Regions from separate parts of the Homo sapiens genome. Here region 1 is linked to region 2. Evidence: read pairs that join two places in POLR2A ChIA-PET (ENCODE). Cell type or tissue: IMR-90. All regions are shown on one strand. Each heading gives the region's core, and the rest is flanking DNA. Links, peaks and the distances in the headings are about the cores only.

Region 1 (17,383 bases), core at 4,734-12,733, 110 kb before region 2:
CCCACTTTGCCACTCTTCGTGGCCCAGGGCTAAAGCAGTGGCATGCTTTGCTTTCATAACTCTGCAGCTTCTGCTACAAAAGCTAACATCTTCCTGGAGGATGTTAATGTGTTTCCCTCTTTAACAGCAGCGGGAGGTGATGTGGCAATTGTGTGCCATCAAAATTACAGAAGCTATACAGTATGTGGTGGAGTTTGCCAAACGCATTGATGGATTTATGGAACTGTGTCAAAATGATCAAATTGTGCTTCTAAAAGCAGGTATGTGCTTTGCAAGTGAATTTTGAGATCTCTTCCTAACCTGCTTTCACCCGCTTATTAAAGAAATGCTTGGTAAGGAAGGTGTCGGGAACAGTTTTTCTCCAATGATAATAGCTCAGGTTTTTCTTAGCAGAAATGGAGTTCTTTTCAAAGGTTTTAAGATATATTCAGGAAACATTCCCCCCACTTTTCTTCTCTTCTGGGTGAAAAGATTAATTTGAAGGTCACCTACATTCCCAAATTTTCCCATCACGTGTGTTTTGTTTCTACACTCCAAGTCCTCCGAGTTTATGATGTTAGGAAGAAGAAAGTAGAACTCAGAAAGATATACTTGTTTTTGATTCTTGGTTTTAGTACATATGAATAAATGCTTTCCTAGCAACTCTGAGACTCTGCATTGCGAGGTAGAAGAGTGCTAAGGAAGTAATTTATAAATCAACCCTCACTTCAGTTAAACAGGGCTTAGCTTCAGCACAACAGTCTTTTAATTACATAGAAAACTCTGCCCTTTTGGATAGACAGCTGATGTGACTGAGAACCCGCTAGCTAAACTGCACACGACACCCACCATGCTGTTGCAGAAGGAGTCTCTACATGAGCAGCTTAGAAACAAACTCACTAACATCAGATGACCCAAATGACCCAAACCATTTCTGCCTCTGCTTAGGTTCTCTAGAGGTGGTGTTTATCAGAATGTGCCGTGCCTTTGACTCTCAGAACAACACCGTGTACTTTGATGGGAAGTATGCCAGCCCCGACGTCTTCAAATCCTTAGGTAAGGGGATATCAAGGTGCCTTTTCTTCAAATCAGGGCTATAGGAAAAGATGCGGGTTGAGTGAAAGCTCTGCTTGGACAAAATGAAAACTTTATTTAGAAACAAAAATTAAGGGGTTTTATACCTATTTTACTTTCTAGTTAGTCACTGTAGAAAAGTCATATAGCTCAAAAGTTTTTTGTCTACATTACTTGTAAAGATGTAGAGTTTCATTTTATCTAGTTGGTAATCAAAGGGATTTATATGACGTGTCCTTCCAGTTCCCTTCCAGATTTTAAGAAACCAGATTTGCTGGTGATATATTATTCGGATGACCTTTAGGATGTGAGCTGATACATAAAATTAAGCAAAGGGCAAAAGCTTTGCCCTTCCATCCCCCTCAAACAGTAACCATTAATGAGACTGAAATGCAGATATCAAAGAAATAAAAGTTACAGTTAAGTGAAACCATGATATATAATTTATAATAAATAATTTGGGGCCAGGTGCGGTGACTCATGCCTGTAATAGCAGCACTTTGGGAGGCCAAGGCAGGCGGATCACCTGAGGTCAGGAGTTTGAGACCAGTCTGGCCAACATGGCAAAGCCCATCTCTACTAAAAATACAAAAATTAGCTGGGCATGGTGGCACACGCCTGTAGTCCCAGCTACTCAGGAGGCTGAGGCAGGAGAATCACTTGAAACCGGGAGGTGGAGGTTTAACTGAGCTGAGATCATGCCACTGCACCCCAGCCTGGGTGACAGATTGAGACTCTGTCTCAGAATAATTAATAATAAATTTTGGATTTCTATAATTTAAATAAAATGAACATAGTTATTAAGAAGAATGGATAAGTATCTAAAATGAGTGATTTTTTTAAAAGTTATATGACAGATGATATATATAATGAACTGTCATGTAGCACATTGTCATTTAAATATATACATTTATATGTAAAATATGCAAATCTGAAGGAATAGACACCAAACTTAACCAGTCTTTTGGAAAACGGATTATTATTCTAGGGGACTTTCACATTCTGTGTTTTCAGGTTGGTAAATAGTTATAATAGTTTTACCACCAGAATATGTCATTTGTTAACATTTTTAAGGATGTTTCAGATGAAATAGAGTTGAAAACAAAAATGAGTTAATTTAACATATCAGTTAGAATATGGCTATTAGACTCTATAGGTTAAAAGTGTAGGCTCTGAAATCAGTCAGCCTAGCTTTGCTTCTTCTTAGGCTGTACTTTCTACCTGTGTGACCTTAGGTGCATTACTTTCCTCTCCAAGTCTCAGTTTCCTTACCTCTAAAATTGGGATAATAATAATCCCTCCTTCATAGAGCTGTTTTAAAATAAGAAGAAACCCAAAGAAATACCTTAGAGCAATACTTGCCACAGTAGTCACACAACAAAAGTTCAATCTCATTATTTTCAATGAGGATGACAGTGGCAATGGTGATGTGATGGAAGTGGTGGTGATGACTAAACAGATTTTTCTTTTAAGATTTTAAACTATTATACTGTAGAAATGTTACTACTATTCCTTCTGATCTTCAACCACTAGATCTCTCTTCACCTTCCCCATGTTTTTCTCCTAAGACCTTCTATTGGACTTAGGAGAACCTTAGGAAAACCTAAGACCTAGGTTTTTCTCCTAAGACAATAATCAAAATTCTAAACTGTCTTTGTTTTCATTTTGGCAGGTTGTGAAGACTTTATTAGCTTTGTGTTTGAATTTGGAAAGAGTTTATGTTCTATGCACCTGACTGAAGATGAAATTGCATTATTTTCTGCATTTGTACTGATGTCAGCAGGTAAGACAACCAAATAAAAATAAAAATGGTTTTCGAATTGTCTAAGATAAAGAATTTTTACAAGGCCCATACGTTTAATAGCTATAAAATATTTGGGAGCTACTAAGAGAGGTCTCCACCCTTATTAAATTGGATTTTAAGTCTTCAAATAACACCCTCTCTTTTCCACCCATCCAACACAAACATATATTCTTTTGAGAAAACCTCATGCCTTTCAGACAAAATGTAAAGAAATGAGAATTGAACAAAATCCAGTCCAGAATTAACCTCCTGATACCAAGAGAAATGCTGTGGTGGAATAGGGTTGCCTGTCTTAACACCAGTCTCCAGGATAACAAGATTTTTAAGACATCCTATTTTTTTGTTAAAATCCATTTAGATGTCATCCACTAGATTATCTGAATTTAATCTGTGTTTTCAACCAGTAGTGCATGTTTGGGGATAATCACTTTTGCTAAGTTACTACCTTCTATTTGGAAGACTTAGACATAAAGACTTTATCCTAAATTAACAACCCTTAAGTCAGTTGGAATTCTATTGACAATTTTAGTTGACAAAGATTACAAGAAAACTTTCCTATTTTTCAAAAAAGCTAGCAGGATCGATAATGAATATTTCATTCCAAAGTATAATTATTAGAACGTCTCGAGGGGCCATGATGGTTTCATTTGCACTCATATGAGTATGGCCTCATATTTAATTGTTTATCCTTTGGAAGGGGAGGATCCTTCCTTTAAGTATTGGTAAAAATGGAAAGGTTTAACACCCTGTTTTATAACTTCCTTGGATCACTTTTCACTCCATTAGGAGAAATTTTGAAAGAGGAGTGAAACTGGCCTCTGAGTCTCTAAATATTCATTGTGATATAATTATCCGTATCAAAAGAATCCGGAGAAGAAGGATCCTGACACCATGTCAGAGGAATGCTAAAGAATATCATTTTTTTATGCTTAGATCGCTCATGGCTGCAAGAAAAGGTAAAAATTGAAAAACTGCAACAGAAAATTCAGCTAGCTCTTCAACACGTCCTACAGAAGAATCACCGAGAAGATGGAATACTAACAAAGGTGAGTGCCAAAGGCTTCTAGTTGGCATGGCCTGAACTATCCCCTGGCACAAATCATGCTGCCAATATGGTCATGTAAGTCATATGACCAATTCCCAAAAGTATCAGAAGGCAACAGGCTACTAAAAAGAAATAAATTTCCATTTCAAAAAAATTCTGTTGAGCCACAGCTCATTATTCAGTCTAAATTATACTTACTATCGTTGATTACAAAGTGTCCTGCAGCAATAAGGCAATGTAGGAAAAAAAGTTACATTCTAGAAATTCTCTTCCATCAAAGTTAGGCATAAAGCAGAGTTAATATTCTGCACTGACATAAACTGTAAAAATAATCTTTGAATTTATTAATTTTTTAGAGACAGGGTCTCACTCCGTCTCCCAGGCTGGAGTGAAGTGGCACAATCATAGCTCTATGCAACCCTGAACTTCTGGGCTCAAAAGATCCTCCTGTCTCAGCCTCCTGAGTAGCTAAGACTACAGGTATATGTGCTACCACACTTGGCTAATTTATTAATTATTTTTTGTAGAGATGGGTATCTTGCTATGTTGCCCAGGCTGGTCTCGAACTCCTGGCCTCAAGCAATCCTCCCTCCTCCACCTCCCATAGAGCTGAGATTATAGGAGTGAGCCACTGTGCCCAGCCTATAATCTTTGAATTTAGGAAGAAGTTATAAAGGACTAAAAGACTTAATCAGGATGACCATATATACTAATATTAGTTCTACTTCCATTAAATTCACTAGTCATCAACAGTAAATGACTTTTGCATTTTTGTCAATTTCCCATCACTACTCTGTATTCAAAGCATAAGGTTTCATTTTTACCAATCATTATCTTTCACAATAAATATGATTATAATGTCAATTTTTTAAATGTGCTAATATCCTTCAGTGCCATTGCTAGTAGTATGTATTTGGTCTTAGAACAATCAGCCCTGTTCTTTCTTATTTTATGTATTTTATTGTGTGAGATGATGTGAGAAGTTTTTGGTTTTGTTTTCTTGTTTATTTGTTTGCTTGTTTTTTTTTTTTTTCTCCTTTATAGCTATGTTAGACCAGAAAGGGGTAACTGGGGGTTAATTGCTGTTTTGCTTTTTGATTTTGCACCTGTTAAATGAGCAAACGGGCAGGAATGGGAAGTGGAAGGGAGGAGCCCTGTCAGGAGCTTCACTCTCCATCTCTTTGCCCAAATGCAAGAGTACCATTAGGATCTCTGATTATAAACAGCACTTAACATGTGGACAAGATCTGGTGAAAACATTTCCTAGAGAAGGTTATTCTGGGTTAAAATAATAAGCAGTTTGCCTTTGTGAGGTGCTTTGGAATCTAAAAGTAATTTTGCAAATTGTGTCATTACCCTCAGCTGGTAAATGGTCAATGCTAGGGCCTCCATCCAGGCCTTCTGACTCTATTATTTTGCTCAGACCCAGCATTGCTTTATTACAGGCAAAACTCCTTATCGAAAAGAAACGTGTAGTTATCGGAGTTGACTAGTGCCAGTTCTGGATAAAATGTGTAGAGGATGCCATCACTTCCAGTTGCAGTGCCTTCACTACCCACCCACCACTGCCCCTCACCCGCTTCTCCATCACTAGACATCTTTTTGCACAGTGGTAGAAGGCAGGATTCCAGGAAGTAGAGCAGAAGGCATCTTGGAGTAGAAGAAGTCAAGAGCCTTGGGTTCTGTATGAGTCTGCTGCTGACAAGCTGTGCCAACTTTTGCTTATGAACATCTTTTCTAGTTATTGAATTATTCATCTTGAAAATCATATTTAATGTATACTTGGCATTCTATGACATGACTATATCATCATTTATTTATTTATTTTTTTTAAGAGACAGAGTCTTGCTCTGTCACCCAAGCTGGAGTGCAGTGGCACGATCACGGCTCACTGAAACTTCCACCTCCCGGGTTCTAGCAATTCTCCTGCCTCAGCCTCCCGAGTAGCTGGGATTACAGGCGCACGCTGCCATGCCTAGCTAATTTTTTTTTTTTAGGTAGAGACAGGGTTTCACCGTGTTTCCCAGGCTGGTCTTGAACTCCTGAGCTCAGGCAATCCAACCGCCTCGGCCTCCCAAAGTGCTAGAATTACAGGCATGAGCCACCGCGCCCAGCCATCATTTATTTTTACCAATCCTCTGCTACTGGATGTTTAAGTTGCTTTAAGTGTGTTTCACCATTATAAACAATGTCATAAAGATCATTCAGGTTCCCTGATCTTTGATGCTTATGCCTGTTCTTGCCTGACGGTGTGTCCTTTCTTTCACTTACAGTTAATATGCAAGGTGTCTACCTTAAGAGCCTTATGTGGACGACATACAGAAAAGCTAATGGCATTTAAAGCAATATACCCAGACATTGTGCGACTTCATTTTCCTCCATTATACAAGGAGTTGTTCACTTCAGAATTTGAGCCAGCAATGCAAATTGATGGGTAAATGTTATCACCTAAGCACTTCTAGAATGTCTGAAGTACAAACATGAAAAACAAACAAAAAAATTAACCGAGACACTTTATATGGCCCTGCACAGACCTGGAGCGCCACACACTGCACATCTTTTGGTGATCGGGGTCAGGCAAAGGAGGGGAAACAATGAAAACAAATAAAAGTTGAACTTGTTTTTCTCATGCATATGATTTCCATTATGCCTACAGATATGGACCCTTTTTCTGTCTTGACTTCTTGATCATTGACCTCTGTTTACAACAGGAGGAGGGTACTAAAGTCGGAGGATTTCCTTTTCTTGTAGCTCACTGCCCACAGACTTTCTACAGAGTCACCAATCTGTCAGTAACAACAGAGAGTCCAGCAATAATCGGTGACTGGTGTGCATAGCGGAGGTTGCGGCATTACTTTGCACAACTAGCTCTTTGTTTCATGAAGGAAGTTTTTATTTTTTCACCGATTATTGCCAGTCCGCAGGATGGCATGAAAAGGGTCCATAGCAGTAGCAACAATAGCATTATAATATATTACAGGGTAAATGGGCATGAAGACTATATATAGCTAAAAGAGATATTGTTTATATATTGTTTTAAGTAATATAAAATGTAGTTACTGGTGTAGCTTTTCCTGTTGAATTGATAAGGCACTTTCATTTTGCACCTTTTTCTTTAAATTAAATGCTAGCGTGTTCACTGTCGTGTCGCATGTGCACCAGAAACACAAGTTTAACTGAGAAGGCTTGGAAGGTACGTTGGGAGGTATTTATGCTGCTGTTTACAAAATTATTTTTAAGAGACTGGCTGGTCATATCTAGAAATCACCACGTTGGATTTTTTTTTTAACATGTGAATTTGGAATTAGAAACGGAACTCTCCCTAAATTATACTTTGCTTTTTGGTAAGTTTAATGATAGATGTGTTTATGCTTCATACAAAGTTGAATGATTGATTGGCGTGGTGGACATATACCATCATGCTCATTTTTTTTTTTTAAAGCTTTTTAAAATGCCACCTCATGGAGGCGAGGGGGAGGAGAAGCTCATTTTACACAATTCAGTAGTTAAATATGGACTCGGTCTCAACTTGGAATTCTTATGCTTTGAGAACAAATCAACAACCAGAATATTTATTGGAATCTAGCTTTTATTATAAGAAGGACCCAAAGATTATATCCTGAGCAAATGCACACTCCCCATGTGAGGACATGAAGTATTTACTTTGTGAATGTTTATGTTCTTGGTATAATCTAGGAACCCTATGAGTTTATCTCAGAGTGAACTAATTCTAGATTTGTTGTCAATAGATGCTATAATTCAAGAATGTTGCTCTCCATATTTGAAAAACGATGGATAGGAGGGTGAGGGAAGCATACAATGTTGAACCAGTTTCTCTTATTTAAATATTAAATACTTTAAGCCTTTAAAGTGAAGTTGATGCTAGCTGCAAACATTTACTCTTGTATTTATCTTCACTAGGAAACTGTGGACTGTAATTTATTTTATTAAATATTTAGAAGATTATTTGGCTTGTGTGTTCAGGTGAGAAATACTGAGTTGTTTTTGTTTAATTTCATGGTTTTTTTTTTTTTAATGATCCCTAGTGGGGGAAGGGGAAAGGAATAGTCTGATAAACAGATGTGCATATTTTAAAAACAAGTGACCTTTTGGGAATGTAGGCATTTAGACGATGATTTTAGTCGCACTAGGGGTGGGATTCAAACTACTGGTCAAAGACCATTTTGTACAGAAAAGGGAACATCTCCGATGGGTGTTAAGGTAGGAGTTTCCATGCAGCCCTTTATGTCTGAGAAATAGTCTCCTCTGCCATTGGGGTCCCTGCGGAATCTTCTACAGGAATTGCAGCTCTTCACGTCATGCTAGGTTACCAGCATGGGCTTCCCAGAGCACTTCACTCTGTTTCTAACTCCACTGACTTTTCTGACTTGTTTCTTGAGGGACTTGGAAAAGGGGAAGGTATTATTCACACAGATGTGTGTATGAAGCCTAAATAACATCCAACTTTTTTTCCAAAAACATAGTAAGAGTTTAACCATAAATAGAAGAGTAATATTCCTTTAAATTTCTTACAGGCATGTAAAATTTTATGTGTTTATAGAGAGATGCTAACTGTCAGCATATAGTATTTATATTGGGGCAAGAAGGGTTAAATCAAATCTTTAATTTAAGTAAGCATAGTTCCTTTAAAGATCAGTAGTATTTATACTCTGAAAAGAGTACCAAGCTTAGTTCAGTTATTTATTCATCCATTTTTTTTCTATTGTTTCTCCTCTGGGGGGAAATGGTGTTTTGTTTTTGTTTGAGTTTTGTGTTTTAGTTTTTTGGTTTTGGTTTTGTTTTGTTTTTTTGTCATTCAGATTCACTAAATTTGGGGATGGTTTTATTAAAGTATATTAACTTCTTTTTAACCAAAGCTTTCTGAATATGACCAGCCTCAGGTGCTAGCGCATTAAAGAGCAACTAAACCTAATTCCAGTGTCGATTTGTGAAATAATAAAAGCTAATTGAATTTCTCTAAGGGTGAGAGAGAACATAATGATGAACTTAAAAAGAAATTCCTTTTCCCAGAAGGGATTCTGCATGTACCTACAAACAATCATGCTCTAACCACAGTAATAGTCATGCCATGGTGACATTGCTTTTACGGTAAACCAAGATAGGTAATATGATGCTTCTTCCCAGGTGTTTCTGAAAGAAAAGCAGCGGTGGAGCTTAAGAGCCAAGTCCACTGATTGACATAATAGGATGGAATTGTAGACAGAGACATGCTCCATGAAACAAGGAAACAACTGACTACTATTTGGATCTAAGTTGGGATCTGATGTTAAACAATAAATTCAGTTTAAAAAAAATATGGAGCTCAGAAAAGGATGTGAAAAACTTTGCATTTTCCTTTCTTCATTATTACAAAAACACCTATGTGATGACATAAAATACTTGGGTGATATCAGAACAATTATCCTTAATAGTTTTTATAATTAAAGTTTCCTAAACTTCAGTCTCCAATAGTCTTTTAAGGATTGGAACCACATCACTGTCAGCCCCGCTGCTACAATGCCTTTGTACAATTTTTTTACATAAGGCAAATAAGGCTTTTGTACAAAGCCTGAATACCTTCTGTTCCAATGGTGTCCAAATGGTTATTATATTGTGAAAAACCTGGCCTTGGTCACAATGCAAACAAAAGTACAGATGAAAGTGCTTTTTGGACAGTTTGCAAATTGTGTTAAAGCTACGGATTTTTTTTAAAGTGTTCAGCATCTTAACGTGTATTAAAGCTATGGATTTTTTTTTAAAGTCTTCAGCATCCTAATTCACCCTTTCTAACTTAAGAAAAACATGACTTAAGACACTGCTTCTAAGTTTGGTTGTTCTTTATAGTGTGGATACCCAGTTATCTGTGAGCGTATGGGGGTGGGCTGAGGGTCAGGTGAGGAAGGAGTGTGTGTGTGTGTGTGTGTGTGTGTGTGTGTGTGTGTGATTTGCATGTGTATGATGTGTGTGCGTCGGACCGCTTCTAGGCTACTAAGTGTCAATGGAAAAGAAAATGTATTCAAAATACTTAAATCAAAACTAGAAGATGGGGAAAAAAAGATTTATTCTATACAAAGCCTTGTCTGGACCACTTTAGAGAGACTTCTATTTTTTTAACCCTTCTATAAATATTTGATGGCACTTGAAATATTCCTGCAATAAAATGTGATTTGTGTAAAGAAAAAAAGATTTTGTAATGTGAAACAAAGAAAGAAAGTAATGTAATTTTCTAAAAAAAAAAATACAAACAAACAAACTTTGTATTATTTTCTTGATGGAATTTGTCTATCTGTCTTTGGAAAACTTTTTATTTCATTGAATGTGCCATAGTAGAAATGTGTGTTTTTAGTTTTAGACTAAGGAATAGCTAGTTGTTGTGTTCCGACATTCCAAAATGCAAAACAACCTAGTAGTATCTTTCATGAAAAGGTTTAAGTAGTATGTAAGCTTCTCTCATTGTTGCTTTTTTGCACATGTTCTTCATTCCTCTCTAGTGCAATATGTACATAGAGCACTTGCGGGTGTACCTTGATCCCTCAGGGAAAAATACATATTTGTACAGTTTTTTGGGGTTTTTTTGTTTTTTGGTTTTTTTTGTTTTGCCTTTTGTTTTTGGCTAAGGAATGTCGATCGAATCACTTGTTATTGTTGAGGGGCAGCCAGATAATAATCCTAAAGCCACTGTTTCCAACATTGATTGTTTAAATCATATGTCCTTCCAATGCTATTATTTTAAGATAATAATAAAAAGTTATTTTCTGACAGTTCTTTGTGCTGACTGGTGAAAAACAAGGGTAAATAAGCACCTTATAATTGACTTACTGTGAATGACAATCCATCTTGGTATCAACGATAGAAGCCCTATCATTTTGGAGTTGGGGTTAAGAGTCAGAAACAATGTGCTCAGGGATCTCCTAAAACTCTTAAAACAGGGTGGCCAGTACTACTGGGACAAATTGTGTTTTTTATTATTAATAATAATGATAATAATACTATCCCTCCAAGGCACAAGTGAACTATATAGAACTGCGTGTGTGTAAACTCTTTACTCTCGTCTCATTTTGTTGAGTTTAGAACTTGATGTGCTCGTCAGTCTTGTGTTTCAAAACACTGAATAACTTCCAAAGCAAAGTTATGCCAGTGTGTTCAAAAGATAAATTAATAATGTACCAGCAAAGAGCATCATTCAAAGTATAGTCCTTGCATATTCCAGTTACCATTTCTCTAATAATTAAAATATTCATGATAAATATATATATAGCATCATATGTTAAAAACTATTTCAAATTCTACATATTAAGGATGAAAATTTTAAAATCCAGTAATAAGAGGAGAGACCTGCCTATCAGTACAGTGATATAGGTAAAAGATGAAATATGTTTTTAAAATACCAGCAATTAACTATTGTTTTCATGGGTTCTCCTCTAGAAGCAAACCAAAAATTCCTTCATGGAAAACAATTCTTACTTCTACATGTGTAGTTTATATCTGATGCATTACAAGAGCTAATGTTTAAAGACAAAACAAAACCTGCCTGTATGACAGCAGCAACTCGAGCCAACATTTAGTGTTACATGTTATATTTTTGAAATACCGTTTTGTTATCATATTCCACATATTACTTTCCATAAAGTCAGAGAAGTTCAATGTAATTGTTGGCTCTGATTCTTCCACCTTGGGATACACATTCACAAGAAGATTTATATATTTTCTTACTATGATAGAGGAACATAATCTGGGAAAACTTCCCATGTCTGTAAGATGAAAAGGATACCTTTACCATGTTGTTTTTGATAATAAAGAATATGGAAAATGGTAGAAATCTCTCCTCTCTATGTGTATTTGTATATGTGTGTATACACACACACGTTGACATTTTTACATAACATGTGATTGCCACTTCTTATAAAGTTATGATATAGAACCCCATGAAAACAACTTTATATTATAGATCAAATAATGTGCCCAGAAACGCAATTGCAACAGTAAATCTTGATCTATTGGTAAGAGTCTATGATACAGGTCTTCATTCTATCCCTAAACATAATGTTAGTAAAGAGGTTCCATCAGATTGTATTATAGAGACCTTCCTATTGCTATTTATTTTTAAGAGATGAGAAGACTGACTAGCAATGTCTCCACAGTGCAATTGGTTTCACTTCTGGGTCTGTCTGTCTGTTTGTGTAGGTGAGATCAGTGTTGTCAGGCTCTCAGAATAATTTTTAAAAGAATCCAGAAGCCTGACTTCACACCAAGTAGCCATCCTAGATGGGCGGGGGGGATCTCCATGTTCAACCAAACCCTCAGAACTTAGAGCAATAAATACATTCAGTCATTTATTTATAAATGAATGACAGAATATTCAATCCAAATAGAAACAACCTTTTGTCAGTGATGCAACATAACATGGAGTCTTATATTGAGAAAGTGAATATGAATATTTTAAATAGATGCCTAGGAAATCTGTGTTTGCTGTTTACATTTAATGTACTTTGCCACATTAGCAGTACCACACTTCTTTTACTTTCATCCTTCTAAGAACTAATGAAAGATAGCTTGCTATTAGCTTTGACATGTTGCACATGCCATTATGTTGTTCTCTAAGAACAACTAAATTCTCTCCAGTGTTCATGTGTGATTCCTTTTTCATCATTATTACTTTAATGTGGATGAATACTATTTCTAGGAACTTGATTATCACTGAACAGATTGCATATGTAAATGCAGATAATTCTTGAGCAATATAGTGAAAATGATTTCACAAAAAAAATCCATATGTACTGTATACATCTTCCTGAATCCAAAATTCTCCTGTTATCCACACAGTTTGAAATCTCATATTAAACAGTGGTAAATTTTTAAACATTAGGACATTAGCTGGCTGCTTCTATAAATGTACCTGTATTGTCTGCCTGCTCCTTTTGTGGAGATGTGTTTTTGTATTGGATGTTTGGGCCAATGGGAGGCTTCAAGCTACAACATATTTTCCCACTTTAAATAATATTTAACATATGACAAACCCCAGACAAGGCTTTTAATATGTATAAAGAACTGCAGTGTTAGGTGGTTTATTTGCAAACTGTTTTCAGTGTTGTCCATTTTTATGGCACCTTTAACAATATTCTTGTTTCCAAAGTACAAAAAAAATAGGTTAAATAATCTAGCCATAACTGAATGTCAAGCAATAAAACAAATGACTTTTGTGCATAGACTTAAAAAATACAAATTTTAGACATCTGCATGTAAATGCAATCTCTTGTTTACTGCTTTCTTCAACTTGAGCAATCGATTCCTTATTTACTATTAACTTAAGAACTTGTAACGGCCTGTAAACATTTTCTCTCTTACTCTTCTTTCAAATTTACCTGTCCCTGCTTTTGAGTCATAATATTTAATGTTGTTCTGCACATCTCTATACAGTTAACTTTTTGGCTTTCATTCTGTATAGATAAGAAAATGTTATATTATAAACAGCCTACTCAGTGCAAATATTTATCTGTTTATCAAATCCACAATATGCTGTATAATACCGGTTTTACTATATAATCTATTTTAGACATAGCTGTTTAGAACTAGAGTGTGCTATTTTTGTGTTTTTCTGATGTGTGGTGCTAGACAAGTTACTTTTGTGAACAACAAAAATTATCCCTTTTATTCCTAGACAATACCACCTTTGGGTCTTGTTAATTTCACTGAGTATAACTATATATTTGTATATATATACATATATATATATATCTACCTATGCCCAACTGGCAGCTGTATCAGAGTGCTGGATTTGGGACATGCTTTTCTCTTTAAATACATAATATCATTATATAAATTATTCTAGAGTGTATTTAATTAGGATAAAATTACTTCCTTAGTATGGATATTTGACATCTATAGGGTGAATTTGTTTATAAATATGGCTATATGGAAACTTATTAGCATTTACTTTATGTTTGCTACTTGGCTTTACAGCATATCTCCTAAGCTGAAAAATAATTTGCCAGGCCTTCAAGATCCTAAAGAAACTTGTTTAATGGAGTAATATACTTTTTTTTCTTATTAAGGAATTGTATTACTGGCACCTAACACAGTTGTATTCTTAGCTCCTATTATAGATAATGGGCATTTACATAAAATATCCTAGATGGCTTGATGGCAGAATAAACCTTTCCCCTCCTACCTGAGTCATGAGAAGGATGGAGACGTCCTCTGCCATAACATGGGCCATAAAGCAAATTCGACATGGGATGTTCTGTTTCAGTATGACCTCAACCAGTTCCATGAACTGAGTGAAGGACCTTCATTTTCAAAGTTATTTAATAAGTAGCTTAATTAAGCCTTTCTACCCATTCTCCCAAGATCTACTGGCATTATTGAAAAGCAAAGTTTATCAAATATCTAACTAAGGATGTAGTTAACCTTATTAAATATTGATTAGAATTGTTCTGTAATATTACTGAATTTGTAAGATCTTTAGCAAAGATTTTTGAGCAATTTATAAATGTAGAGCAAATGTTTCTGTTTACTGCACTTTTTGTAACTGAAGGTGATAAATTCTCAAGCCATGATTATTGGCTTCCATGCACTGCAATATTTATCCACAATTCTAGACATTTTCCATTTTTGTGGAAGAGTTGCTGTTACCTTAATTATAAATGCAATTGTGTGGTTAATGAGAGCTAATGCTAGTAGTTAACCTTTTAAAGTGGATTGGCTACAGTTGAGGGAGAAATCTCTTTTAATATAAATCACATCATTCCTTAACTGCCTCTCTTGGAAAGAGATTGAAACCTTTTTTTTAAAGCACGATTTAGCATCCTAAGCTTCCTGAGGGTAGAGATTGTATCTTTTTGCGTCTGCACAATGGCTAGCACATGTCAGCATTTGACAATTGTTAAATGATAACAAGTGTGCCCCAATTAAAACGTTTTTCCTGGGTTGTTTTGTTAAATTTACAAAGTAAGCCAAGCCTTACGGTTAACATTCTCCTCTACAACCAAGTATTAAAGCCACATTTAAAAAGACCACATGAAATGCTGATTCTAATTGTGTGTAGGTCTTGAGGATTAAGCACACAAATTTCACAAACTTCTGTTTGAGTAAACAAACTCAGCCTTCTGTAAATATACATGCAAGTTTGGAAACAGTAATACTGTACCTATAAATATATGCTGTCTGTTTTGTGTACAGTATGTAAAAACTCCTTTTCTGCCACACTAAAAATGCAAGCCATTTATGGGAATCCTAAAACTAGTATTGAACTAAAACTTTGCTAATGATCTTTATTAGAGGATCGTCCAACTTTTCACTTACCTTGGGTTTTCTTTTCAATTCACTCTTACACTAGTCTGCTTATTTCCAGCTGTTTATTTTATTGAGTCCTGAATTTAAAAAAAAAATATTTTGATTCATTTTGTAAATACAAGCTGTACAAAAAAGAGAGATTTAATGTTGTCTTTTAAATACTCCAATTTTCATTCTAATATGAATGTTGTTATATTGTACTTAGAAACTGTACCTTTAATATTACATTACCTTTATTAAAAGTGCATTGAACACATCAATTTTAGATGTGCTTTATGTACTGTTATCCTATAATAAAACTTCAGCTTCTAATGGAACACTTGCCTTGTTTTTCTTCTTTTTTCTTGGTTATTGAATTGGACTGTACATAGTTTCCTAGCTTACATCCTGTCTCTAGTGAAGGGTCTAGGAGAGAGTAGGTAAGTGTGGTCCAGACTAGCAGCACGGCATCTCCTGCGACTTTGTTGGAACTGGATAATCCCAGCACTACCCAGACCTACTAAATCAATCTGCCTTTTTATAGGATCCCAGGTGATCCGTATGCACATTAAAGTGTGAGAAGCACCGGTGTATACCACAGCACCTTTTTTTTTTTTTTTTGAGACGGAGTTTCGCTCTTGTTGCCCAGGCTGGAGCGCAATGGCGGGAGATCTCGGCTCACCGCAACCTCCCCCTCCCAGGTTCAAGCAATTCTCCTGCCTCAGCCTCCTGAGTAGCTGGGATTACAGACATGCACCACCACGCCCGGCTAATTTTGTATTTTTAGTAGAGACGGGGTTTCTCCATGTTGAGGCTGGTCTTGAACTCCTGACCTCAGGTGATCCGCCAGCCTCGGCCTCCCAAAGTGCTGGGATTACAGGTGTGAGCCACCGTGCCTGGCTTTTTTTTTTTTTTTTTTGGAGATGGAGTCTCGCCCTGTCGCCAGGCTGGAGTGCAGTGGTGCGATCTTGGTTCACTGCAACCCCTGCCTCCCAGGTCCAAGAGATTCTCCTGCCTCAGCCTCCCAAGTAGCTGGGAATACAGACACACACCACCACACCCGGCTAAGTTTTGTACTTTTAGTAGAGACGGGGTTTCACCATGTTGGTCAGACTGGTCTCAAACGCCTGACTTCATGATCCGCCCACCTCGTCTTTCCAAAAGTGCTGGGACTACAGGCATGAGCCACTGCGCCTGGCCAGTGTAGCACTTTTTAAAAAATTATTGGCCAGGCACTTTTTAAAAAATTATTGGCTGGGTGCAGTGGCTCACACCTGTAATCCCAGCACTTTGGGAGGCCAAGATGGGCAAATCACGAGGTCGGGAGTTCGAGACCAGCCTGACCAACATGGTGAAACCCTGTCTCTACTAACAATACAAAATTTAGCCAGGCTGGTGGCACGTGCCTGTAGTCCCAGCTACTCAGGAGGCTGAGACAGGAGAATCGCTTGGACCTGGGAGGCAGAGGTTGCAGTGAGCCAAGATCGCACCACTGCACTCCAGCCTGGCGACAGAGCAAGACTCTGCCTCAAAAAAAAAAAAAAAATTATTTGCTGCCATTTTGCAGGGAAAATAATGTTTAAAAGGATCAAGCAACCCTTTTGATCAGAGAAGGCAAAGAAAAAGGTATTAACTTGTGAGATAACACCCACTGATTGACAGTCACTCTTGGAAATGCAGAACTGAGAATTCTGAAGTTGCTTCCTGTCTCATAGGAAAAGGGTGCCATGACTGATTAGTCCTATCTTCCCTGAGTGCAGAAGGAGAGAAATCCTGAATGCATAGATTGTCATTTTTGCTTTAGAAGTCATTAAAATTGAATTGTAGAAATGTTGCCAAAGACTTTTAATAGAGTCTCTGACTACCTGCAGTGTCATGGCCCCACTCCCACCCTTTCTTTTGAGTAAATTACTTAGGGGTGAACCATAAATTTAGCATCAGCTTAGTATTACACCATTTTAATGGTGCAAAAACCTCATCATCAATTATTTTCAATGTAATATCAAGGACATTCAAATTATAAAATACTCTGAAGTCAGAATAAAGGCAACTGAGCTAGCATTTTCCTCCACATACCATAATGCCTAAGCATCCCCTGCACTCAGTAGCATTCAATAAATATCCGAATTATTCCCCAAAGTTGCTGCAAGTAGTAAACAATCCCTAATCCTGCTTTTATTTTCAACTACCTCAGAAAAAAAGAATGAAAT
Region 2 (14,433 bases), core at 4,564-12,563:
CCGGCTGTTGAGAAGAAGGAGGGGAACACAGATAAGTTTCCTCATCTGGGAAGGTGGCTTAAGGATGCCTATTCTTACCACCACCCAGAGTTATTGGAGATTTCAAAAAACACAGTCATTAGGTAATAAATGTGTAAAGTACACAAAAAACAAAGTGCTGTGCAAATGCAAAGTGTCATTTTTGTAGTAAGATTGCCGTTTTAAAGCTGTGGGTGTTCTGAGTGCGTGTGTAAAAGAGCAGTGGCCTCATGGGTGCACGCTGGGCCATTACCAAGAACCTTAAGTTGTTGGTGTGCAAAGGCCTGGGCCCCAGACTGTACTGATGGATTCTGTTCACACGTGTGTGCTACTGTGCCTGTCTGGAACTTGGTGACTTGGAATGCAGAATGCACTTTCCCACTGAAACAGTGTTGCAGAAGGTGCTGACGTTCCCAGGCTAGCCCTGAAAGACCTTTTTAACATGCACTGCCTGATTATGGGATTGGTGGTGGGGAGGTGGAGGGTAGTGAGGGGCAATGTGTGTGTAGGAAGACTAAATCACTGAAATATTTTTCTGGAACTTTTTTTAGCTTTAAGGTTGACACTGAGTAAATTATTTTAATTGGAAAATTATGTCTTTGCCCCTGTTCCACTTTCTTTTTTCCACCTTCCACCTCCTTAGAGACGCTCTTCTGGCTCTTCCGTGACGCATTACAACAGCCATCCAGGCCGGTCCAGTTACGCTGCATTCCTTCCTCCTTCCCATTTCGGCGGACCTGCATCCAGCTAGAGACTAGCAGATTGAATCGATATTCATTAAGTTAGGAATGGTTGGTGGTCCTAAGAGCCTCAGCAACCGAGAGGAGTCTTGTTATTTAAAAAACAACGATACTGGGCGTGGTCGTGGGCCTGTAGTCCCAGCTGCTCAAGCTAGTGGATCTCTTGAGTCCAAGGCCAATGTGAGCAACATAGCAAGACCCAGTCTCAAAAAATAAATACATAATAATAATAAAAAACCCTCGTTCACCTAAACAGATCTATAATTTATAGAATGTAAAGCAGCAATATTCAGGCAATATTAAGGAAGATTTTTGGTAAGACTGGGGCAGCAGAGGTGCCCTTGATGGGCAAGGGCCAGGAGTGTTAACACAGTCCTGCTTAGTAATTTCTTCCCTTCTTCCAAGTCTGTCGATTATCTAAAGGTCAAGGGTTTGTCCAAAAATGTCCCTTGCATCTGCAGTGGAAGGATGTGACATGTATGTGCATTTTTACAATTGGAGGTTTGTGATTTGGAGACCGTTTAGATTTTGTAATTTCCCGCAGTGCCAACTAGACTGCCTGTGGTAAATGCCCAGGAAATATTGCTGACTCACTGACTTTGATTAGGAGCTCAGTCTTGCACTGGAGTCTCAATATTTAGCATCTTGTGTCTTTGAGCTATTAAACTATGGTATTGATTGACATTAGGCTCGCAGTCATGGCCGTTAGTTTCCTGGCTAATTTCTGATTTAAGTAGTTTTCCTGGCAAAGTAGATGTGCTTCTATAATTGCTATTGATTTTGAGGGCTGTAGGCTCTTCCTACACCACTGGGCCTAGAATCTGGCACTAATGCATTGTCTGGAGCCTTTGTTCTCACCCTTCGCTTGTGCAGAGCCTGGAGCCTGCGGAGACATTTTTCATTAAAGGAGAGCGGGATTGTCACAAAAGGAGTCTCAGGCTCTAGTGGGCTGCTTTAAACAACCATTTATTCCACAAAATATTAATTACCTACTGTGTTCCACTCATAGTTATGAGCACTAGGGATACAGCAGTGAACAAAACAGACCCCCGCCAAAAATAAAATCCCTGCTCTTTAGACCTTAAATCTGGCGGAGAGAGAAGGAAAAGAGACAAAATAAGTGAATTGTTGGATTTTAAACTTTATATTTTCCCAAATTAATACTAGTTTCTAAACTTGGTGGGAGTTCATTTCCCCTTTAATCCAGCTGTTCCACAGACCTAAACTTCACATTTTACCTACCTCGGGGAAGTTTTGCTTAAAATTATGGTGTCTTAAGCTGCCTTCCAGATTCAATTGTGAGAATTAAATAGAAATGGAATGTTCCTCTTTTTTTTCACATGAGAATCCTCTTCACTTGCCCTGGTGCCACACCCTATTCTAGTTGTAGGCCACACCAGAGGAAATTCCAGTCCTTCAAAAAAATTCTTTCCACCCATTCACTGCCTGGTATCTTTTTTCTTCTGCTGTTGCCAGAGGCAGTCCTCATCTACTTTCTCCAGGGACAGGTCAGCAGTAGGGGTCAGGAGATGCCCATATTTGTCCTTCTGGGTGGTTCTACCAGATGACTTCCAAATCTCCCTTCTAGGGTACACCCTGAAGCTGTTTTTTTTTTTCTTTTTTTTTTCTTTTGAGATGGAGCCTGGCTCTGTCACCCAGCCTGGAGTGTAGTCGCACGATCTCTCCTCACTGTAGCCTCCGCCTCCCAGGTTCAAGTGATTCTCCAGCCTCACCCTCCCGAGTAGCTGGGATTACAGGTGCCTACCACCATGCCGGGCTAATCTTTGTATTTTTAGTAGAGACAGGGTTTCATCATGTTGGCCAGGCTGGTCTGGAACTGTTGAGCTCAAGTGATCCGCCTGTCTCGGCTTCCCAAACTGCTGGGATTACAGGCGTGAGCCACTATGCCTGGCCCACCCTGAAGCTTTTAATCCAGCTGAGCTCAACTGGACAGGTCGGTAGCACCCAAGTGGCCTGAGTTTTACCCCAGGTGTGGTGTAGAAATTTCTTATTCTAGGGAGTGACTGTGTTATGGAGCCCTTTGTCCATGTCCTTTGTCTCCCTGCCACACCCAGGCTATACACTCACAGCTCAGAGGAAATCAGAGTCCTAAGGCCACTCGTACATCCTGCCTCTTTGCTGCCTTCTTGCTAGGAGTTGTAGGTTACGTTCCCATGTGGTCCTATGGACAGAGCTAGGGTCCAAGTATCCCTGACAGCACAGAGGTGGGGGGCATGGCTATATGTTGATAAGAGGCTGCCCTGAAGCGACCTGCTGGGCTTTGCTAAGATTTGCAGAAGTTGGTGATTTAAGCCTCCAACTCTGAATGCACGGAACTGGAACTGCATTCGAAATGTCCAGTCTGAGGGAGAGAGAAAATTGAGGAAGGAGAGTGTGTTGGAAAAGAAGAAAAAAAGACTTTCTAATATAGAAAGACCCAGTGTGTGTAAACCATCCCAAGATGAAATTGAATGCCTATCGTGTGCCAGGCACTGTGCTCAGACCTATGAGGAAACAGGAGGGAGTTAAGTTGGAAACCCTGTGGGCGGATAATACGGAAGACAGACTTTACACATGTAACTCTAATGTTGCACAGACACACAAAAAGCTGCAGAAGCACAGGGCAAGGAGGGGTGTGTGAGAAAGGCGGCATTTATGATTTCCTGTATCCTAAAGACTCATTCAGATGTCAGCTAATTAAGATTGAGGTTCCTGGTGGAGGGAACTTAGAAAGTGCTGAGCGTGTTTGGAGAAGAGTTAACAGTCCAGTTAACTCTTCTGTGCAGGATGCGTGTATGCATGTGTGTGTGTATAGAAGATATTTAAGGAAAGGTAGGTAAGTCCACAGTGTGGAAGGTCTTGAATGCTGACATTAGACTTTTTTCTGTAGGCGGCCAGGCCCTGTTGAAAATACAATATGTGGGCCATAAAACACTGAAATTGAGTTGCAGACTTGAAGGCCTGGATTTCCCAACCCTGAAAGTGCTTCATGCCAAGTGACATCATTCTTCCTGCCGGTCTCTTTCCACCCACTCCAACCCCAGATCAGGATACCAGCAGAGAGAGGCTGTGAGAGCATGAAGCTGCAACAAGTCAGTAGGGAGCAAACAAATATTGATTCAGATCAGGCCACAGAAGAGACAAGCTGGAGCAAGTGCTGTGTGTCCCTCCTGCTCAGTTTGATCGAGGTCACTGGGCCGAATTCCAGGAATTCTGGGGAATGAGTTGGCCCTGTGACTCAGTCATTAATCAAGACCATAAAACCAAGGAGAAGAATATCTGCTTTCAAAAAGGTTCTGATAAATAAAGATGCAGTAGGTGGGTGGAGGATGGAGTACAGTGGGAACCCCTCTCCTCACCCAGTACATTTTTTTTTTTTTTTTTTTTTAGTTTAAAATTCCAGTGTGGCCTGTAGACTGTGTGTCCAGGACTGTGTACAGTAAGAGCTTTGATGGAGAACCCAACTCTCCACACTCCCACCTCTACCCATTTTTGCTTTAAAATCTTCATTTGAATCACCAGTCCCTGATTGATTCACCATGGTTGCTAAGAATCTGTTTTGCGGTAACGCATCAACACTCCACGTTTAAACTGTGAAGTGGGTGTGTCCACAAAACTTCTGGATTAGACTCAGATTTGCCTGTGCAGACCAGCCCTGTTGCAGTATGTTTTTGTTTGTTCAGATTAACATTTGGGCTTTTTGGAACTGGTTCTTAATTTAGTTCAGTAGAATGTGTTTTTACTATTTGAAGTGTTGACTTTTAAGTTTTCTTTTGTTTGTTTGTTTTAACCTTTTTGTAAACTTTTACTCTTCTTTTTGGGAGTAAAGTTAAAACTGCTTCACTTGTCCTTTTTTTGTTTGTAACTGCACTTTCGTAGTGAAGCAATAGAATACAATAAAATCTATAGAGTTTTTTTTTTTTTAATAAGGACAAACCCTTAAATTATTAGGTTGGTACAAAAGTTAATTGTGGTTTTTGCCATTAAAAGTAATGGCAGTTATTTTTGCACCAACCTAAATAATATAGTCCTTATGTTAAATGTAAATGACTTGTTTCTCAATAACTGCACTGATTTCATTAATGATCAGCCTTGCACTGTGAGCTTTTTTAGCCAGGCATTCACAGTCTCATTTATCAGCCTTTTCAAGGCAGAAGAAACTGTTCTTTTCATTAGGGTGGGGCCAAGTGACCTGTTTTCCTACCCAAGTAGTGAATGATTTTAAACCAGTTTGAGGTGGGTATGGCTCTTATCAGTGAGTCTCCCTGTACCTCTAGTTTATTTCCTTAAACAGAAAAACGTTCTCTGATAAAGGGTCATTTTAATGATGTTGTCTAGTGACCCTGCCCTCCCTGGGAATGGAAGGCACGGCACTGATGTGTATGTAGATGTACTCATCAACAGATTGAATTTGCTGATTTTTTTTTTTTTTTCTTGTTGGAGAGTTGAAACCAGTCGGCAAGCTGGGTGAGGTTGAAGTGTTGGAAAGAGTGGTGCAAACTGCCATTTTCATGTTCTTTAGAGAAGTCTGCCAGAAAAGGAGTAGTGGTTCTGTTTTTAATGGATTTATGAGTTTTATACGGTGATGAGGAGTGAGTAGAGGTGAAATTGTCTCATACAGCATGTAGGCTTTATTTTTTATTTTCATTCAAAACAGTAAGTACACTGAAGTCAGAGTAGTTGTTTTCAGTAAGAAAATTCTGCCTCCAGAGCAAATGTTTTGGTGAATAGATAAATATGAGTACTGAGTCCCAATCATTTTGGCTCATAGGTTCCCCAGTATTTCCATAGGCAAGCTTAACTTTGCACCATTCAGAGACTTATATTTTAGGTTCCCCACAGGGCACCCCACTGGACGTGGCTCATTTTCCAGCCTGTAGTCTTGTTCTTCTGCCACCCTGGGGCATTATTCCTCTTCCCCTCTCCCCAGGCCTTCCCCCTTGCTTCTTGGCTGGAACCTCCCATGGTGATTCACCCTTCTCAGCCTAGGCAGACAGCACCTCCCTGTTAAGCCCTTAACTAATCCCGCTCTGATGGCTGTGATCTTTCTCTCTGTGTCTTAATCACTTGGAATAAAGAACCATTGTGGTGAGGTTGAAAGGGCATTGGCCCAGGAGTCTGGGGATCTGGGTTTTGGCCCTGCCTCAGCTACTTAATTCACTGGGTGACCCTGGACTAGACTCTCAGTGTGTCACAGAGGCACGAAGGGAAGAGAGCTCAAAGGTCCTGCAGGGTGGAAGTCTGCATTTCACAGTTTTATAAGTGTCTTTTGTATCCTTTAATATAGTGCAGGCTCAGCGTATGCTTGGTATGGGTTCGTTGATTAATTCCTTGCGTATTACCAGTGTTTGTAACCTACAGTAGCACTGCCAAGACTTCCTTTTCCTGCTTTCAAGGATAGCAGCACACTGACACATTCTCATTAGTCAAATATGCTATATTAAACTAATGTTTTAACAAACAGTGAATCGCAAAGCCAACTGTTCCTTCCAGCGAATAATAGATCATATGCAAAATGACTTTGCATTGCTAGGGGATTTGATGGAGTGAAGAAGCAAGCACTGTATTTTATTTCTTTTTATTTTGTTTTGTTTTTTGGACATAACCTCAAGATTTTATTGTCCTCATAATAAAACAAAAGATGATGCTTAGAACTGGATCACTTGGCCCTTTCTTTTGTTATCTCCTCCCAGTTGAAAATGTTTGCATGTCTTAACAGCCAGCATTTTCTTAGATCTGCAGATGGGGTCAGCACACTCAAGCCTCAGCACAACCTCCTTTGTAATTTTACCCGTTTTCCAGAAAATTGCCTTAGTCTACCCACCATAGTCACTCTGCTTCTTGTCATAACGCCGCTTTCCCTGGGCATACAGGGAGTCCTGGTATTGTGCCGTTTTGTGGGGTTGGTGCTTGCCACACTTCTTACAGAAAGCCCAGTGGGTTTTAGGAATGTTCACCATGTTTTCCGGAATGCTATCGGCATGGGAGGAAAGTGGCCATATTTTATTTCTAGGGTGAAAATGTTTGCCATTAAACTCACATGAAGTAGGAAATATTTATATGGATACAAAAGGCACCTGCATGGGATAATGTCAAATTTCATAGATACTGCTTTGTGGTAAGTGTGACTTTGTGGTTATTGTGATGTTTGTGTTTTGTTTTTTTTTTCTGCAAAATGGTTATACATAGTATAAATGTTATGCAAAATAGCAACTCATTGTTTTCAAGTTGATTTAGCACCTGCATTATGTAAAGATAATCTGAAATCTGTAGGGGGACTGGGACTATGTAGGGAAGATGAGGTCAACCATATACTTTCTACTGCTTTGAATTGTACCTATGCATTCACCATTTGAATACTTGGCACGTGTAGGGCACTTAAAACATTCTGCCGAATGGATGAATGAAGTGGTATCAAAAAGTGCCCTGGCAGTGAAAGGCAAGATAGAGTTCTGTAGAGTAGGGGTCGTGGTGACCCTGTTGGAGCAGATACTGAAGTAGTGGTGAGTGCGGAGAGGCAAGTCACATTTTGGCCCTAGTCAACTGTAGCTGAGGAGTAAACAGAGGGAACTGTTTACTGTTTACAGGATTCTGATGCTCATCTTTGAAGGCTGGGCTCTGCTGGAGGACTGATTTTGAATGATGTCAAATGATTTTGACAAGATTAAATGGGGAGATTTAGTTGGTGGTGGCATGCAGGACTGATTTGATGAAAGAGCAGCACAGTTATGAATGGTGAAACCGAAAGGAAGATTTGTGGGGCTTTTAACAGTCTCCTCAAGGTGTTGTGGCTGTGGGAGAAGAATTAACATGAATGGAGAGTGTAAAGAAGCCTATCAGATTGTCTTTGATCTGCACAGTACTGGGGAGTCCCATGTGGGACACGGGTAGGCAGCAGTCTACAAAGCTCAGAGCTGGAAAGACAACTTGAAAGAACAACACAATGAAAAGTTACCGTGCCTCTAGTTGAGATTTTCTAAACATCGGAACCAATGTGAGGTGTCTGATTTCATAAACAAGTGGAATTTAATCTATACTCTCTAAGTGGAAACAACTCTGTTTGCAACTCTGACTTGCTAGTTCCCTGGTTTTGCTTTTGTTTTACGTTTGGCATTTTTTATTTCTTGCCTGTTTATGGTAGAGACTAGAATTCTGCACAGCAGATGACAACAGTTTATCCCCTGCTGCAGACCTGGTCCAGTTCTGACTGAGTCCAGGGGTGATAGTTAAGGCCAGGGCTTGGGTGGTTTGATGTCCATCCTAGGAGTTTCACCTCTGCTTCGGTAATTCTCGGGCTGAGGGATACTGATGAGACCCTCTAGAATGTTTCTTGGTCCATGTTGAAGTTAGAGATTTCTTGCTCTGTCAAGAAGACTGTCAGCCTGGGCAAGGTAACGCGACATTATCTCTACTGGAAAAAAAAAAGCCAGGTGTAGTGGCACACGCCTGTAGTCCCAGCTACTTGGGAGGCTGAGGCAGGAGGATCTCTTGAGTCCTGGAGATCAAGGCTGCAGTGAGCTATGATTGCACCACTGCACTCCAGCCTGGGTAACAGAGAGAGAAACCCTGTCTCAGACAAAAAAAAAAAAAAAAAAGGTCTAGGTGTGGTGGCTAACCCCTGTAATCTCAGTGCTTTGGTAGGCTAAGGCGGAGGGATTGCTTGAGCCCAGGAATTCAAGACCAGCCTGGGCAACACAGTGGGACCTTGTCTCTACTGAAACATTAAAAAAAAAAGGAAAAAAAATGGAAAAAGGAAAAAGGAAATTAAATGGAAATAAGATATATTCAACATATCATAGTTGTAATTGTAATATATGATCAATATATAAATTATTGGGCTGGACACAGTGGTTTATGCCCGTAATCTCAGTGCTTGGATCACTTGAGGCTAGGAGTTCGAGACCAGCCTGGGCAACATAGCAAGACCCTGCCTTTACCAAGAAAGAAATTATAAATGAGAAATTTTATATAATTTTTTCATACTATGTCTTCAAAATTCAGAATGTCCTTTACACTTATAGCACATCTCAGTTTGAACTGACCACATTTCAGATGCTTTGTAGCCACATGAGGCTGGTGGCTACTGTATTGGACGGTTCTGCTACAGAGCAAGACTATTCTAAATTGTCTTTTTTTTTTTTTGAGACGGAGTTTTGCTCTTGTTGCCCAGGCTGGAGTGCAGTGGTGTGATCTTGGCTCACTGCTACCTCTGCCTTCTGGTTTCAAGCTATTCTCCTGTCTCAGCCTCCCGAGTAGTTGGGATTACAGGCGCCCGCCCCCACGCCCAGCTAATTTTTGTATTTTTAGTAGAGATGGGGTTTCACCATGTTGGCCAGGCTGGTCTCTATCTCCTGACCTCGTGATCTGCCTGCCTCGGCCTCCCACAGTGCTGGGATTACAGGTGTGAGCCACCGCACCCGGCCGATTGTCTTCATTTTTAGGAAAGTTTTAGGTTCATGGCAAAGTTGAATAGAAAATACAAAGAATGCCCATGTTCCCCTGTTCCCACATACGCATAGCTTCCACTGTCAACATCCCGTATCAGGGTGGTACATTTGTTAGAACTGATGAACCTACATTGACACATCGTTACCACTCAAAGTCCATCGTTTACATTAGCATTCACTGTTGGTGTTGTACATAGATGCATCCACCATTACAATATCAGATAGAATCATTTCATTGCCTTAATAATCCCCTCCCCTGAATCCCTGATCTTTTTGCTGTCCCCATAATTTTGCCTTTTCCAGAATGGTATGAAGTTGGAACTATACACTGTATTACCTTTTCAGTTGGCTTCTTTCACTCAGCAATGTGCAATTTAGGTTCCTCTGTGTCTTTTCATGGCTTGATGGCTCATTTCTTTTCAGTGCTGAATAATATTCCATGTCTGAATGTACCACAGTTTATTTCTAGAGCAATACTTTTTACAAACCAGAATTATACCCCAACGGTGGGACAAATTGGGGTGGGGAGGCTGTCTGAGAGTTGTGAGTGTGGGGGAAGTGGAAGGTCTTTGACTGACTTTTCGCTGTGCATAAAAAGCTTCTGTGAGCATCAAGAAGAGAGTAGTGGTCTGGGGGAGAGCCCAGGATGAGAATCTTGCAAAAATACATCCTTCACCACAACTAAAGGCGAATCCTCTCCTCTTACATTTCCCCACTTTCTTCCCACACCAGGCCTGGGATCTGCTTAGTCCAAAATGTTCCTATAAGTTAGCAAATATCTATGTCACATACTCTCGCCAAACCAGTTTTATGAAAATATTTAGACTAAACAAAGTGAAGAGAATAGAAAGCTGTATTTGCATGTGTGCAGTTTCCTTGATCAAAGAATATTAAGCAAAAAGAGACCAAAGCAGGAGTCACTGCAATTTAAATGTCGTTCCTGTCTATTTCAGGACGCAGCTCTACTCTGTTTTCTTTATTCTTGGGGTGATTATGTTGATGACCTGTCTTGTCTCTGTTGAGATAAATTTACCACCAATTGAGCACTCCTTATTGGCAGGGATTGGGTGTATCAATTCCGAGAACTGTATGATTGCAAAGGTGGAAAGCCAATTCATCAGGCTATTGTTTTGCTGCCCCATTAAGTATATTAACTGGAAGATGACTTCATTTCAACCATTTCAAATCTTAAATACAACAGATTCAGTCCTTTATGGAATGAGTTAAGGTCAGAAAATCTGTCCATCGTCTTTCTCATAAATACTTTAATATCTTCCAAGTATCATTGGACTAAGAAAGTAATTATGGGTAATAATAAAGATTCCAATTAAGAATTAGGGCAACATGAAAATGCTACTAATTTCGATTCACATCGTAGCTTTCAGGTCCTTCTCAATATGTTTAATTACTTGTGAGAAATACAGAAGTAGTGGCTGGTTCGGCAAGCCCATCACCTTTTATGAGAAGTAGAAGACTCAGTTTTATCCTGTCTGAACAGGTTGCATTAGCCATGGGGAACATTTTGTTTTTGCATTCACACATCAGTCTCCCCAGGTTCTGTTTACACAGAGGAAGAGAAAGACTGGCTAGTTTAGTAGTCCATCCCAACCCAAGGCAGACCATCTCTGAGGTTTAGTTTTTACAGTCGTAAGATGGGAATTGCATCTGTTTGCAAAAACTACTCCAATATCGTCAGATGAAATGGTCCAAGGAGTAGAAATTAGCATAATGAATCGCTGTGCTTCAGAGTAAAGGAGAGCCTCTTCATAAAGACTTTTTGTTGTACTTTTTTTCCAGCTTCCTTCAAAATGTCTACTGTTCACGAAATCCTGTGCAAGCTCAGCTTGGAGGGTGATGTAAGTATATCACTTTCACTTTATATAATTTTTGCAAGTTGGACATCTCTCTGGATAACCATATTACTCTCTATCCTTGTACATCTAAGGAAGATGGGGACAATTCAGACAGTCATCATTTGGTTCTCCTCTTTCTTAATACTTCAGCTGTTCCTAGTAGTTCAATTTGAAGGAAATATCATGGCACTGGAAACTTTTCTTGGCCTCACATTAAAATTGGACAGAATTAGTGACACTGGAATGGCTGGAATTTTATTCTGCCATACTTAGCATGTCATTGGTAATAACTGTTATGATGGTACATGACTTTTAATGTCATGTCCTGGGATTTTATTACTGGTTGGCATAAGCCACAGCCATATCAAAACTAATTCTGCATCTTTTGGATTTCTTACAGTGTCCAGGAAGTTATTCCAGATGAAGACTTATACTTTTATTTTATTTATTAATTTATTCATTTTTTGAGATGGAGTCTCACTCTGTTGCCAGGCTGGAGTGCAGTGGCGTGATCTCGGCTCACTGCAACCTCCACCTCCTGGGTTCAAGCAATTCTCCTGCCTCAGCCTCCCCAGTAGCTGGGACTACAGGTGTGCACCACTACACCCAGCTAATTTTTGTATTTTTAGTTGAGACTGGGTTTCACCATGTTGGCCAGGATGGTTTTGATCTCTTGACTTCGTGATCTGCCTGCCTTGGCCTCCCAAAGTGCTGGGATTACAGGTGGGAGCCACCATGCCTGGCTCGAGGACCTATACTTTAAAAAATTTCACACCTGGAAAATATTTTCTCTAAAAAAGCTAGGATATTTCTTTTAAAAAACCAAGAATATAATGAAATTATTGTAATTCATCTGTTTCCTTTTTTTCTGTGGCTATTAGGGAATTTAGAACTAAACTGAATTTTCTTTCATAGGAAATATGTGAACCTAGAAATTCTGTTGCATTTGTTTCTTTTTTTTACAAATAAAAAATTTAAGCTATATGTGAAGTTAAAATTATTTCAAATACTTTTAGAATCAAGTGGAATATAAATTATGAATATGTAAAATAGCTAATGGTACTATACATCTTCCAGGTCATCCTGGCAGAAATGGCTTTTACGCAGACTCAGCACTGATACTGGTTTGTAGCCATATCCGACAGATCTTTCAAAATATTCTTTGATTGAAATTAAAATGCAATGAATCACTCAACAGAGGGTTGACAGTGACTTGGGTCACATGGTGCAAGACCCTCTGTATTGTTCATGGTACTTGCCATCAAAATGTTCAAATTAATGGAGCCTGTGAAAGCACAGGTTGTATGGAGTATAAAGCCTATAGAGTTTTTTTAAAATCTTTTTTCTTCTTGAAACGTGTGCATGCTGTTTTTGGGAACAATACAAACTGCATGTTGAAGTCAGACAAATTCAGGTGCTAAATAATTTGTTTCTCTAATGGACTTAGATTGTATTTGCTATCAGGTTTTATAAGAGGGCTTTTTGTGTAGCCTCTGAAGTTACTCTAGTATATTTCTTATGTGTGGAGAGGTGGGGCAGAAATAGAAAATGTCACATGTTCCCCATTATTTTAAGGAAAGAAAAGATAACTTTGTCTCACTAATTTCATTTCAGACAAGTGGATTTTATAGGTAATAGGTTCAATTCTCGATTTAATTTCATTTCCAGAGACACTATAAAATGACACAAAACTTTTCCCCCTCACTGTTGTTTTTGGAACAAGACGACATATCTCCTGGTAAATGCAGTCATACATGATATGGCTCAATGCCTGGACTGCCTGCCTTGTAAATAACCGATGGCACTCTTAATAAATGGGAAAATGTTTTTCCTTAGATTTCATCCACATTTTATAGCTACCATAGCAAACACACTGAGTATTTCAAAATAGCACTTTGCCTTTTTCCTGAATGTGTGCTCCATGTCATCAAGTTCATCTTACTGGAAAGTTTAAGTGGTGAAATTAGATGGAACATACTTTGATAATGCATTGCATGTCAGGTTATAAATATGAACTGGATTTAATATTTGGCCAAGATAGTCCTCACAAGTGCGTTTGGAAACATTTGTCAAATGCTGAACTTAGATTTCTGGCCTCTCCTGGGAGTCATCTAGATATAGGAAGGCATCTTAGATGCTCACCTATACAGTCTCAGTGCTAATAAAATGGAATGGCGTGGGTGCTGGGTGGTTTATAATGTGATGCCTGTGGGTGGAGAAGTAACTCACGGATCTTGGCCTTTTCACTCTTCACAGAAACTGCGCCAAGGCCAAGTCATCACATTATACGGGCATTATGTGCTGGGGGGGTTGGGGTGGGTTGCAGGATGGGAGCCTTGATGATGAGGATGGGCAGTGATGCTGCCTCCACCAGCCATCAGCCAACCACAACCACAATGTACATCCTCTTTGTCTGCCCTTAGCTTTGGGACTGGGTAGCAGGGAGAGGGAAAACTATAAGAGCATTTCAAAGAAGGAGGGAAGTTAATACCTTGAAAGGAGAACTGACGTAGAAGCACTCCATTGTCCTTACCTCAATCTGGAATGGGAGATTCCCATCTGTCAGATCAGGAAGGATAATGAGCTTTGAAAAGCACTGAAAGGCTGGGCGTGAGCCACCACGCCTGTAATCCCAGCACTTTGGGAGGCCAAGATGGGAGGATCACTAGAGCCCAGGAGTTCAAGAGCAGCCTGGGCAACACGGCGAAATCCTGTCTCTACAAAAAATATGAAAAAATTAGCCCGGTGTGGTGGCAGGTGCCTGTAATCCCAGATACTCAGGAGGCTGATGTGGGAGGATCATCTGAGCCCAGGAGGTTGAGGCTGCACTGAGCCATGATCACACCATTGCATTCCAGCATGGGCAACAGAGTGAGACCCTACCTAAGAAAAGAAAGAAAAGAAAAGAAAAGCATTGGGAAAGGAAGAGGGTATGGTTTAGAAGGCAATAAGAAATCTTAGGAAGAGTGGAGGGTGGTAGGCACAAGGGATGGTATTAATAAAGGCAGAGGGAAGGATACAGAGGAGAGGGGGGGAAACACAAGGAGGATGTGGGCCGTCTGGCCAGACCACCTTGGTGCCACAGTGGTGACCAAAGTAAAGAGGTGGGAGAAGCTGCTTCCCTCATTTATCTGAATTGTAAGCTCAGCAACACTGGCCCAGTAGAAATTCATGTACCTGTAGCAGAAACTTAGCTAAACACCCTTGTCCTTGAGGCATTTCCACATTTTCAGCTTATTTCGAATTGTTGCCAGCCCAGTTTAATGGTCTTCAGAGCCATCCTGAGTAAATGCTGGCTTCAGGTCTCCAGCTTTGCATTGTCTACTTTTGATCTCTCACTAAAAGTAAGATGAGAAGTTGAAATTGAGACAGCAT

What was found. Peaks named below come from ENCODE experiments on the same cell type or tissue, not always from the same donor. Only the 100,000 strongest peaks of a DNase experiment are listed, where the experiment ranks them.
Region 1: POLR2A ChIA-PET joins it to region 2 with 10 read pairs; 11 of 35 experiments call an interaction of 5 or more read pairs at or near these places.

Annotation. Positions count from the first base shown.
Region 1 is chr15:60,486,412-60,503,794 of GRCh38, reverse strand. It overlaps RORA (RAR related orphan receptor A), which reads left to right. Exons shown (of 11, transcript NM_134261.3): 7 at 128-260; 8 at 928-1,035; 9 at 2,726-2,836; 10 at 3,791-3,903; 11 at 6,176-15,511. The coding sequence ends at 6,340. It overlaps RORA-AS1 (RORA antisense RNA 1), which reads right to left. Exons shown (of 6, transcript NR_120342.1): 2 at 15,204-15,271. Among named protein-coding and RNA genes, the nearest start is that of RORA-AS1, 16 kb to the right of the region's middle. In IMR-90, for the core only: no CTCF peak of the experiment used is centred there; no DNase peak of the experiment used is centred there.
Region 2 is chr15:60,382,656-60,397,088 of GRCh38, reverse strand. ANXA2 (annexin A2) reads left to right here. Exons shown (of 13, transcript NM_004039.3): 2 at 11,003-11,061. The coding sequence starts at 11,014. It also overlaps the pseudogene RPL36AP44. Among named protein-coding and RNA genes, the nearest start is that of ANXA2, 8.1 kb to the left of the region's middle. RefSeq lists enhancers at 31-80, 1-165, 166-757, 3,151-4,350, 5,498-6,089. In IMR-90, for the core only: a CTCF peak has its summit at 5,653; a DNase peak (open chromatin) is centred at 5,728; H3K4me3 peaks cover 203 bases; H3K27ac peaks cover 1,856 bases.